Linked DNA regions of Homo sapiens: region 1 is linked to region 2. The links are chromatin loops, found by intact Hi-C in ENCODE. Cell type or tissue: K562. All regions are shown on one strand.

Region 1 (5,000 bases), 66 kb after region 2:
GTGTTTTTTCACAATTGCAATCATGGTCCTTCTTAGTGCTCTGAAAGTTTTATTCCTTTCCCACTTGAGTACTGGCTGCAGATCTTGGCTTGGCACTCCCAGGCTGCACACTGCAGCTCTGGGGTGAGCTCAGGCTTTATGTTCCCTCCCCACCTTGGAGGCAGCAAGGGAAGGGACCATAGCAGTGGGTGTTACAGAGGTTCACTTGTCTCATGGAGCTTTACCCCACAGAGATGCAGAGCTGCTATCAATTAATGTGATTGGAGTGGCTGCACTGTGGGCTCAAGCCAGGGGGAGGGGGTGCTGCTTGGTAACAACTGGGGGTGAGTGGATCACAAGGGAAGCAGATTGGCTTCTTCTCCCTCTGCAGCTTTCTGGAGGTGTGGTTAAAGCCCTCAGAGTATTTTCTCCTTTCCCAATCCAAGGGGAGCAAGGGCAGTATCATTGCAATGGCAGTGGGAGAGGAGCTTTCAGATGGCTCTGGGAGTTTCACCTAAGAGAAATGTGGAGATGCTGTTACTGGGTATGTTCATCCAGGGGACAGGGTGACTGCACTGCTGTGCTGAGCTTGGAGCTCTGCTTTTTCAGGAGCAGAGTCAATAACTCACAGGCAGAAGAGACTGAGCTCCTCCCTCTATGTGATTGTGGCATGCTGGGAGCATGTGTGAAGTCCTTAGGCTCTTTGTTTCTTTCCTTACACTGAGGACAGCAGGGACAGAACCACTGCTGTGACAGTGGCAGAGGGGCTGTTGGTTGCCTCTGGAAGATCTTCCCCAGGGAAACTCAGTGCCACTACCTGTAGGTGTGCTCAGCTCTGGGTGGGGCAGCTAAATTGAGGTCCTGAGCTAGGGCCCTGCCTGGTGAAAAGTGAAGTTGGGGGCGCACAAGGGAAAGGGACTGGATACCTCTCCATATCATGACTTCAGTGTGCTGGACATGCGAACACAGTGACCAGACCCTTTGTTCCTTTCCCTGCCTGAGGGCAGTTAGGGCAGTATCACTGCAGCTGCAATGGCAGAGGGATTGTGAGTTGTCTCTTAGATTTCCTCCTGAGAGAAATGCAGAGCTGCCTCCAACTGCAGTGTTCATGTGGGGGCAGGGTAGTTGTGCTGAAGTCTCAGGTCAGGAAACCATGCCAGTACAGAGAAGTGAAATCAGGGACCCTGGAAAACAGCCTGGTCACTTTTTCCATGGAGCAGCTGTGTTGTGCTGTGGATTCACAACAGTTCCTAGTCAATATCATTAGTCATTATGTAAATACAAATTATAACCACAATAAAATAGCACTTTACACCCACTAAGATATTTATAATCCAAAAGAAAGATGATAAAATGGGTTGATAAAAATGTGGAAAAAAATAGAACCTTCATATTCTGCTATTGAGAGTGTATAATGATGCATCCACATTGGAATACAGTCTGGCAGTTCTTCAAAAGGTTAAACTTAGAGCTACCATATGTCCAGGGTATTCCACTTCTAGAAGGAATGAAGATATATGTCCACATAAAACCTTGTACACAAATGTTTATAACAGAGTCATTCATAATAGCCAAAAAATAGAAATAACCCAAATGCCCATCAATTGGCAAATGGATAAACAAATGAACTGCAGACATATAAGGCAGTATTATCCAGTAATGCAAAGGAGTAAAGTATTAATACATGCTACAACACATATGAACCTTAGAAACATGCAAAATGAAAGAAACAAATTACAAAACACTACATATTGTATAATTTAACTTATGTGAAATTTCAAAGAGCTACATCTAGATATAGAAAGTAAACTGGTCATTGCCTAGGGGTAGAGAGTTTGAGGGGAAATAGAGACTAAAGTCTAATGGGTACAAAGTTTCTTTTTAGGTGATAAAGTAGTTATAATATTAAATTGTGGTAATGGTTACACAACTCTGTGGATGTATTCTTTTTTCTTTCTTTTTTTTTTTTTTTAAACAGGTCTACCCTCAGAAATGAATTTCAAGTTATCTGGCTTAAGCAAGGGGCAGGGAAGGAGGGTCAGTATTCGTCTGCCCATTATACCTCTAGTAAAGAAATCAGAGTCCTATTCACAAATACATGTTAGAGAATTAATGAGATGTAGGAGGGCCAAGTTTAATGTAACAAGGAAGGAAAAAATCTTCCCCTTCCGTCTCTGCAACTAGAGAAGCTACTGACAAATGACTGACATGATGATGTAGGCCTTAATGTTTTTCTTCACATCACAAAACTTCCGACTTCCTAAATTTTTGTGACATAGTGTGCTTAGGATATCATATGTCCTGATGTGAAGCAGAGAATTCATGAAGACAGTACTGGAGCAATCGACCTGCCTGGTTCCTGTACTGACACCTTGTGGTAAAAATCATAATAACAGTGAAAACAAACAGGACAACAGGCTTTCTAATTTTCTCTTTATGAGGCAATAATAATCAGGACTAACCCCTTAGCTTTTACTAATTAAGCCTTTCTGGTGATCTCATTGCTCTCATAGAAGGGAATAAAACATTTTTCTATAGTCATGATGAGGGCTCAGGGTGTTTTATTATTTCAAATATTAAACGAATGTGACCTCCTTTTGTAGCCCTAGCTGATGAAACAATGTGTGAGAAATACATACTCATTTTTAAATAGCCTGTAAAGCTTGTCAAAATGGATCTCTGTTGGCAGAGAAACAAGGTATCAATTTTCATCATATGGCAAAAAAATTTTATGTCAGATTTCTTTCTTCTGTTTTTCAATTATGGTATTTATATGAGCAACTACATATAGTATGATCAAGGAAAGATGTAGTGTGATAGGATGAGGAATAATGCTGAATGTCAGAGACTTGGCTTTGAGTAACTGCCCTGAGTTGTACATTATGTGCATGCATGTCATAGAAAATATTTGGCTCTAGAAACATAAAAATGATTCCCTTTGGAGCAAATCCTTGCTATCATTAAATAAAGCACAACTTATTTTTCATTTTTTAATTTTTATGGGAACATATTAGGTACACATATATATATTTATGAAGTATATGGAATATTTTGATACAGACACACAATGTGTAACAATTACGTTAGGGTAAATGAGGTATCCATCACCTCAAGCATTTATTCTTTTTGTCACAAATAATCCAATTATACTCTTTTAGTTATTTTTAAATGCACAATTAAATGATTATTGATTACGGTCACTCTGTTGTGCTATAAAATACTGGATTTTATTCATTCTTTTAAACTGTATCTATGTACCCATTAACCATGCCTACCTTATCCATTCTTCTTGGTTTTCCAATTTAATGGCATATAGTTGCTCATAGTAGACTCGAATGAGTTTATTAATTTCTGTGGTATTGGTTGAAATGTCTCCTTTTTCTTCTCTGATATTATTTACCTGAATATTATCTTTTTTTTTATTTAGCCATACTAAAGGATTGTCGGTTTTATCTTTTCTAAAAACTTTTTGTTTCATTGATTTTTGTATTGTTTTCTCTGTTTCAATTTTATTTCTGCTCTTATTTATTTCTTTATTATTTATAATCTTTTTCTTCTACTAATTTTGTGTTTGGTTTGCTCTTGCTTTTCTAGTTCTTTAAGATGCATCATTAGTTTGTTTATTTGAAGTTTTTATTCTTTTTTAATGTAGGCACTTATAGCTGTAAAATTCCCTCTAAGTATTGCTTTTGCTGTATCCCATAGGTTCTGGTATGCTGTGTTCCATTATCATTTGTTTCAAGAAATTTTTCAATTTCCTTCTCAATCTCTTCATTGAACCACTGGTCATTCAGGACCATATTGTTTAATTTTCATATGTTCATATAGATTTCAAAATTAATCTTGTTATTGATTTCTAGCTTAATTCTATTTTGGTCAGAGAAGATACTTGATATTATTTCAATTTTTTGAATGTTTTTATAAATGTTTTGTGGCCTAATGTATAGTCTACCCTTGAGGATGATCCATGTGCTAGGGAGAAGAATGTGTATTCTCCTGCCATTACATGAAATGTTCTGTAAACGTCTATTAGGCCCAGTTGGTGTGTAGTGCTGATTAGCTCCAATATTTCTTTGTTGATTTTCTTCCTGGGTAATCTGTCCAGTGCTTAATGTCAGTGTTGATGTCTCCAGTTATTATTGTATTGCAGTCTATCCCTTTCTTTAGCTCTAATAACACTTGCTTTATATGTCTGGATGTTCCAGTGTTGGGTGCATATATATTTACAATTGTTACATCCTCTTGCTGAATTGACCCATTTATCATTACAAAATGACTTTCTTTGTCTCTTTTTAGAGATTTAGTCTGAAGTCTATTTTGTCTGATATAAGCATAGCTACACCTGCTGTTTTTTTATTTCCATTTGCATGGCATACACTTTTCCATCTCTTGTTTTCAGCATATGTGTGTCTTTATAGGTAGTGTGTTTCTGGTAGAAAACAGACAATTTGGACTTGTTTTTTATCCATTCATCCATGCTAAGTCTTATGATTGGAAAGTTTTGTCTATTTACATTCAAGATTACTTTTAAGTAATGACTTTTTCACAACATTTTGTTATTTGTTTTCTAATGCCATGGTGCTTTGCTACACCTATTAACGCATCATCTAGGTTTCAAGCCCCACATGCATTAGGCATCTGTCCTAATGCTCTCCCTCCCCTTTCCTTCCACATGCTGACAGGCCCCAGTGTCTGATGTTTCCCTCCCTGTGTCCATGTGTTCTCATTGTTCAACTCCCACTTACGAGTGAGAACATGCGATGTTTGATTTTCTGTTCCTGTGTTAACTTGCTGAGGATGATGGTTTCCAGGTTCATACATGTTCCTGCAAAGGACATGAAATTCTTTTTTATGGCTTCATAGTATTACATGGTGTATATGTGCCACATTTTCTTCATCCAGTCTATCATTGGTGGGCATTTGGGTTGGTTCCAAGTCTTTGCTGTTGTAAATATCACTGCAATAAACATACACGTGCATGTGTCTTTATAGTAGGGGATATGATTGTATCCCCTACTATA
Region 2 (5,000 bases):
TGAGACGTGTGGATCACTTGAGGTTAGGAGTCTGAGTTCGAGACCAGCCTGGCCAACACTTTGAAACCCTGTTTCTACTGAAAATATAAAAATTTGCTGAGCTTGGTGGCTCACACCTGTAGTCCCAGCTATTTGGGAGGCTGAGGCAGGAGAATTGCTTGAACATGGGAGGTGGAGGTTGCAGTGAGCCAAGATTGTGCCACTGCACTCCAGCCTGGGCAACAGAGCATGACTCTGTCTAAAACAAAAAAGTCTGAACATGGTAAATGTCTTAATTATCTTCAAATGTACCTATGACTTTAACACCATTCCCATAAAAGCCTTAGCAAGATATTTTGTAAATGTAAACAAGCTGATTATACAATTTAAATGGAAAGGCAAAGGCCATAAAATAGCTGAAAAATAATCTTTCAAAAAAAAGTAAAGTGTAAAAATCACTATGTAAGATTTTAAGACTTATTATTTAGTTACAGAAAACAAGACAGCCTGACCATGGATGAGGGATAGACACACAGATCAATGAAACATAAGAGGGAGTTCAGAAATACACCTTCACAGGTACGAATGGACAATTTCTGACAAAAGTGCAAAAACAAATAGATGGAAATATAGTCTTTTCAACAAATTGTATGAAAGAAACGAACCTCAACCTAAACCTCACACTTTTAAAAATTAACCTAAAATGGATCATGGAATTCAAAGTAAAATGTATATACGCAAATATTTTAGAAGGAAACATGAGAAAAAATTTAAGTAAAGACTTCTTAGACATTAAACCAAACTCATGATCTATAAATAATAATCAATAAATTGAAATTAATAAAAGTTATGATTTTTTTCTGCAAAACACTTCTTTGAAAGAATAAAAAAATACTTGGAGAAAATACATTTAAATCACATGTATGACAACAGACTTTTATCAAGAATATACAATGAAGTCTCTAAATATTATGAACGCAGACACTATTTAGCATTTTCAAAGTGACAAAATTATAGCGATAAAGAACAAGTCGATGGTTACCACTATTTAGTGGTGGGTAGAAACTGTAACTGTAAATGTTAACAAAAAAAAGACTTACTCATAATGAAAGAGTTTTATATTCTTATTGTAAGGCAAAAAAAAAAAAAGAAATAAAACTCATTCAGAGTTGAAAGAAAAAAGTAACTATTTTTTCACTGATTACATGGTGGAGCACATACAAAATCATTGGAGTTAACAAAAAAGCCAATGGAGGTAATAACTGAGCTCATCATGGTTAAATAATACAACCTCAATATACAAAAAATCATAATTCTATTAATATGTACTAGCAATGAACAGTGGTAAATTATTTTGTACTTTTTAAAAATACAATTCCCAATAGTATTATAACATATGAAACACCCAGGGATAAATCAGACAAAAGATGTGCAGAACCTGTCTACTGAAAACTAAAAAATCTTTCTGAGAGAGATTTTAAAAGACCTAAATAAATGCAGAGATATTTCATAACCATGGATTAGATTGTTAAGATGTTGACTTCCCCCCATTGATTTATATATGCAATGCAATTCCAAAAATTCCAGATTTTTCTGAAGAAACTGATGTTAATTATAACATTCATATGAAAATGCAGTCAACCTAGAATAGCCAAAATGACTTTGAAAATAATAAATTTAAAGGACTTATACCATCTGTCATCAAGTTATTATAAAGCTATAACAATGAAGACCACATGGTATTGATAACAAGAAAGACAAATAGAGAAATGCAATACACACACACCACACACACATACACACAAACACATGCACATACACATATATGAGTGGCTGTATTTGTACACATATATGTGAAGCAGCCTTGTTGTCTGGGGTAAATACCAAAGTTCTTGGTCTCACAGCCAAGGAGATCGAGGTCGCAGACACACACACACACACAGAGTGAGTTTGGAGCAGGAGTTTAATAGACAAAAGGAAAGAACAGCTCTCTGTCACAGAGAGGGGTCCAGAGCGGGTTTATAGGCCGTAGTAAATATGTTAGGGGTTTTATAAAGGGACTAGTGAGGAGGGGCCTCATGAGGAAGGGATGTCTTATCTTTCTAGGGCCCAACGGTTTAGTTGGAACCAGGTGTGCTATCTGCATAGAGCAGAGTTTTTTGTTGTTGTTGTTGTTGTTGTTTGTTTGTTTTTTATCAGTTCTTATTCCGTTTGCTGACCACATAGGCAGAATCTTAGTCTGTGCTGCTTTGTCTTGCTTATCTGGGAGGGAGAGTTTCTGTGTCTGTTCCCAGACATCTTCTTGCAGCTGCAGGCATCCCCCCACACCCACTTTTAGCTTCCCTATCTTAGTGTGCCTAAAGGGAAAGGAATGTGCTTACTAAGGCCCACTGTTTTTACCGGTATGAGTGTGAAGTTTGGTGATTACCCAAGAAACTCAAGAAACTTCCCCCTCTCCTTCTGTACCCAAGCTGTCTTATCTGTGTTTTACAGTCTGCTCTATCAGGCTGCTTGTTGTTAGAGGAGAGGTGATTTCTTTGAACTGCATGAGGTTAGAAAGAGAGCTATTTTTGAGCTGCTTTTTGTTAAAAGTAAAGTGGTTTTTTTTTTTGCCAGGGACTTGCTTTACCCTGTCCACCTAAATGATTTCTTTCTTCCTCTTATAACATATTTCTCCATTCTGGAATGGAGTCCCTAACTCCTGTTAGGGGGAATTGGGTGACGACTTACTCTGGCTACTTTCTGCTGGAGAGGGGTGTTGTGTGGGGAATAGCAGCGAGTGCTCCTCCTCGGATTAATTTAAAGGTCCCCGGTAAAAGGGTGGTTTCATTTTTGGATCCATTTAGAGCACCATCTGAAGCTTGATGGTTTCTAGGTGAGAAGGGATAAACTTTACAAGGAGGTTTAGAATATAGGATCCAAATATGAGTATTAAGTCTACCATTACTGTTGGGGGCGGGGGGCACTATAGGCCATAACCATGACAACAGAGTTTGGTAGATGCCTGTGAGACATTTAGATGGGTTGTTCTGTTGTAAGTGGGTGTATGGGACTTGGCTTTGTTTAGCTTTCTTGGTTTTACTTTCCAAAAAAAAAAAAAAAAAAGGAAACATTGGGATTATAGGTTACCTGGCAGGATCTGTAGGATAATTGCCCAGAACTAGAACATTGTTTCAGACTTTTACATTACCCATCCTTTTTTGTTTTCTCTGAGCTGCAGCCAGAGATAGCTGGTTGGTTGACAGGAATAAGCAGGGTTAGTTTAAAATGTAGGCAAGAATTAAAAACAATTAATGAGATGAGAAGTCAACAGGTGTATAAGTTTTAAAACATAATTTCTCTCTCTCTCGAGTCCTCATTTTTGTTAAACTTATGATATGACTGAGCTGTTTGCAAAATAAACTTTACTCTTATACTTGGCCTAATTATTTGCATAAAGTGCAGCAAGAATAACTATTTTTACATAGGCCTTTTAGATTGGCTTTGATGGAACTTTGTTCCACAAGGAATCTCAGATAGGACCTTTTAAATCCCAGCCCAGCTATGGGTTTGCACCTTTAAATACCTGTGAGTTGGGTAAACTTCTTTCTTTTTGAGGTTCCTGGAGCATGGGGTTTCTAGGCCTGTTAGAAAGTGACATTCTTTACTCACCACCGGTCAGGAACGCCCCAGGGAGACTGTGTAAACAAGTTATAAGGGCAGTATCCAAGGGGCTTTTATTGGCTTTGCAAATCAAGCTTGATTCCTTAAAGGGGAACATACCCTTCCAGCTAAAGCCTTGGTAAAACAACTAGGTTTTCCAATTGTTTCTTGTTGCAAAAGAAAATAGATTTTTGTTGCACTGATGCAAACAACTATATTGTAATTTAAGAATACTTATGACTAGTTTCCAAATTCTAGAAGAACTAGGCAGAGAGAAACAAACATGCTTCAAATCTTATTTACAGTAGTATACTTTACTTAGTTGTTACAGGCTGTAGCTAGCTTAAGACAAGTTTTCTTGACTCTGAAAAATAAAACAAAGATTAGCAGTGTTCCAAACAAAAGTTAAAACCTTTTTTTGTTTTCTATTAGTTTAGTCCATTCTAGTGTTTAATTTACAGAAAAAATATATTATTTTGAATTTAGTTAATATGTTTACACACAGAGTTTCCTTTGCAAGATTAATTTTTACAATCTTTTTACAATTTGCTTAAACCTTTCACTTTATTTTATTTAATTTTAAGACAATTCTTTATTCCTAATTAAAATGTACATTTTCATGCCTTCTTATAATTTTTACCAATTGTGAAGCAGGCAAGTTGACAGTTTTTAAAGGCTAAAGAAGCAGTTTACAACCTTAAAACATTTAGCAAACCTAGTATTTGACCGGCATAATTTAGACCACATCTTTACACCTTGAAGACATTTTTACTTTACCAATTATTCCTAAGACTCTTTTTATTTTAAAGATTAAAGTCACATAAGCTGAAAGATACCACAGCTTTTAATTTTCCTTTAAAAATATTTTATTTAAGTGCTTATTATTTTAGGCCAATTAACTAGAACTCTTTTTAAATAAGCATTACACACATTACACATATATAACCACACAAACAGAAAAAAATACAGTAGTTATGAGATTTTTATTTGCTAAGTTCCCAATTGGATTATTTGCCTCTGGGTGAGGCCCTTTAAGAACAGGGTTAGTAATACAATTTCCAGGGCCTAATAAACAAGCATAGCCGGAAGAGAAAGACATATTTTGAGAGGCACTTATTTACCATTAATTTCAGGGGCTACATGAAGAAAACAGATATTTTTTCCTAAAGTGGAATTTGTGGTACCTTTTCTGTTTTCCTAAGGAGTCCCAGGCCACCAGAAGACATTCTACGGTCTTTTATGCATGCACCAAGAGTAGCAAGATAGAGTGAAAAGAAAAAAGTAATTTAGTTGACAGAAAAAAAAAACTCTTCCAGAAAAACAAGATTTATAAAGAGAAAAACATAAAGGCCTTTTAAATATACCCATAGCTTGGATAT

The links. A loop is a pair of places that touch in the nucleus more often than their neighbours do. Peaks named below come from ENCODE experiments on the same cell type or tissue, not always from the same donor. Only the 100,000 strongest peaks of a DNase experiment are listed, where the experiment ranks them.
Region 1: a loop joins it to region 2, with 2.9 times the contacts of the local background. A loop is called at or near these places in 1 of 110 quality-filtered maps.

Annotation. Positions count from the first base shown.
Region 1 is chrX:80,576,362-80,581,361 of GRCh38, forward strand. No RefSeq gene overlaps it. Among named protein-coding and RNA genes, the nearest start is that of TENT5D, 160 kb to the left of the region's middle. In K562, a CTCF peak has its summit at 2,354 (motif pointing left); a DNase peak (open chromatin) is centred at 2,330.
Region 2 is chrX:80,510,177-80,515,176 of GRCh38, forward strand. No RefSeq gene overlaps it. Among named protein-coding and RNA genes, the nearest start is that of TENT5D, 92 kb to the left of the region's middle. In K562, no CTCF peak of the experiment used is centred here; a DNase peak (open chromatin) is centred at 2,415; H3K4me3 peaks cover 469 bases.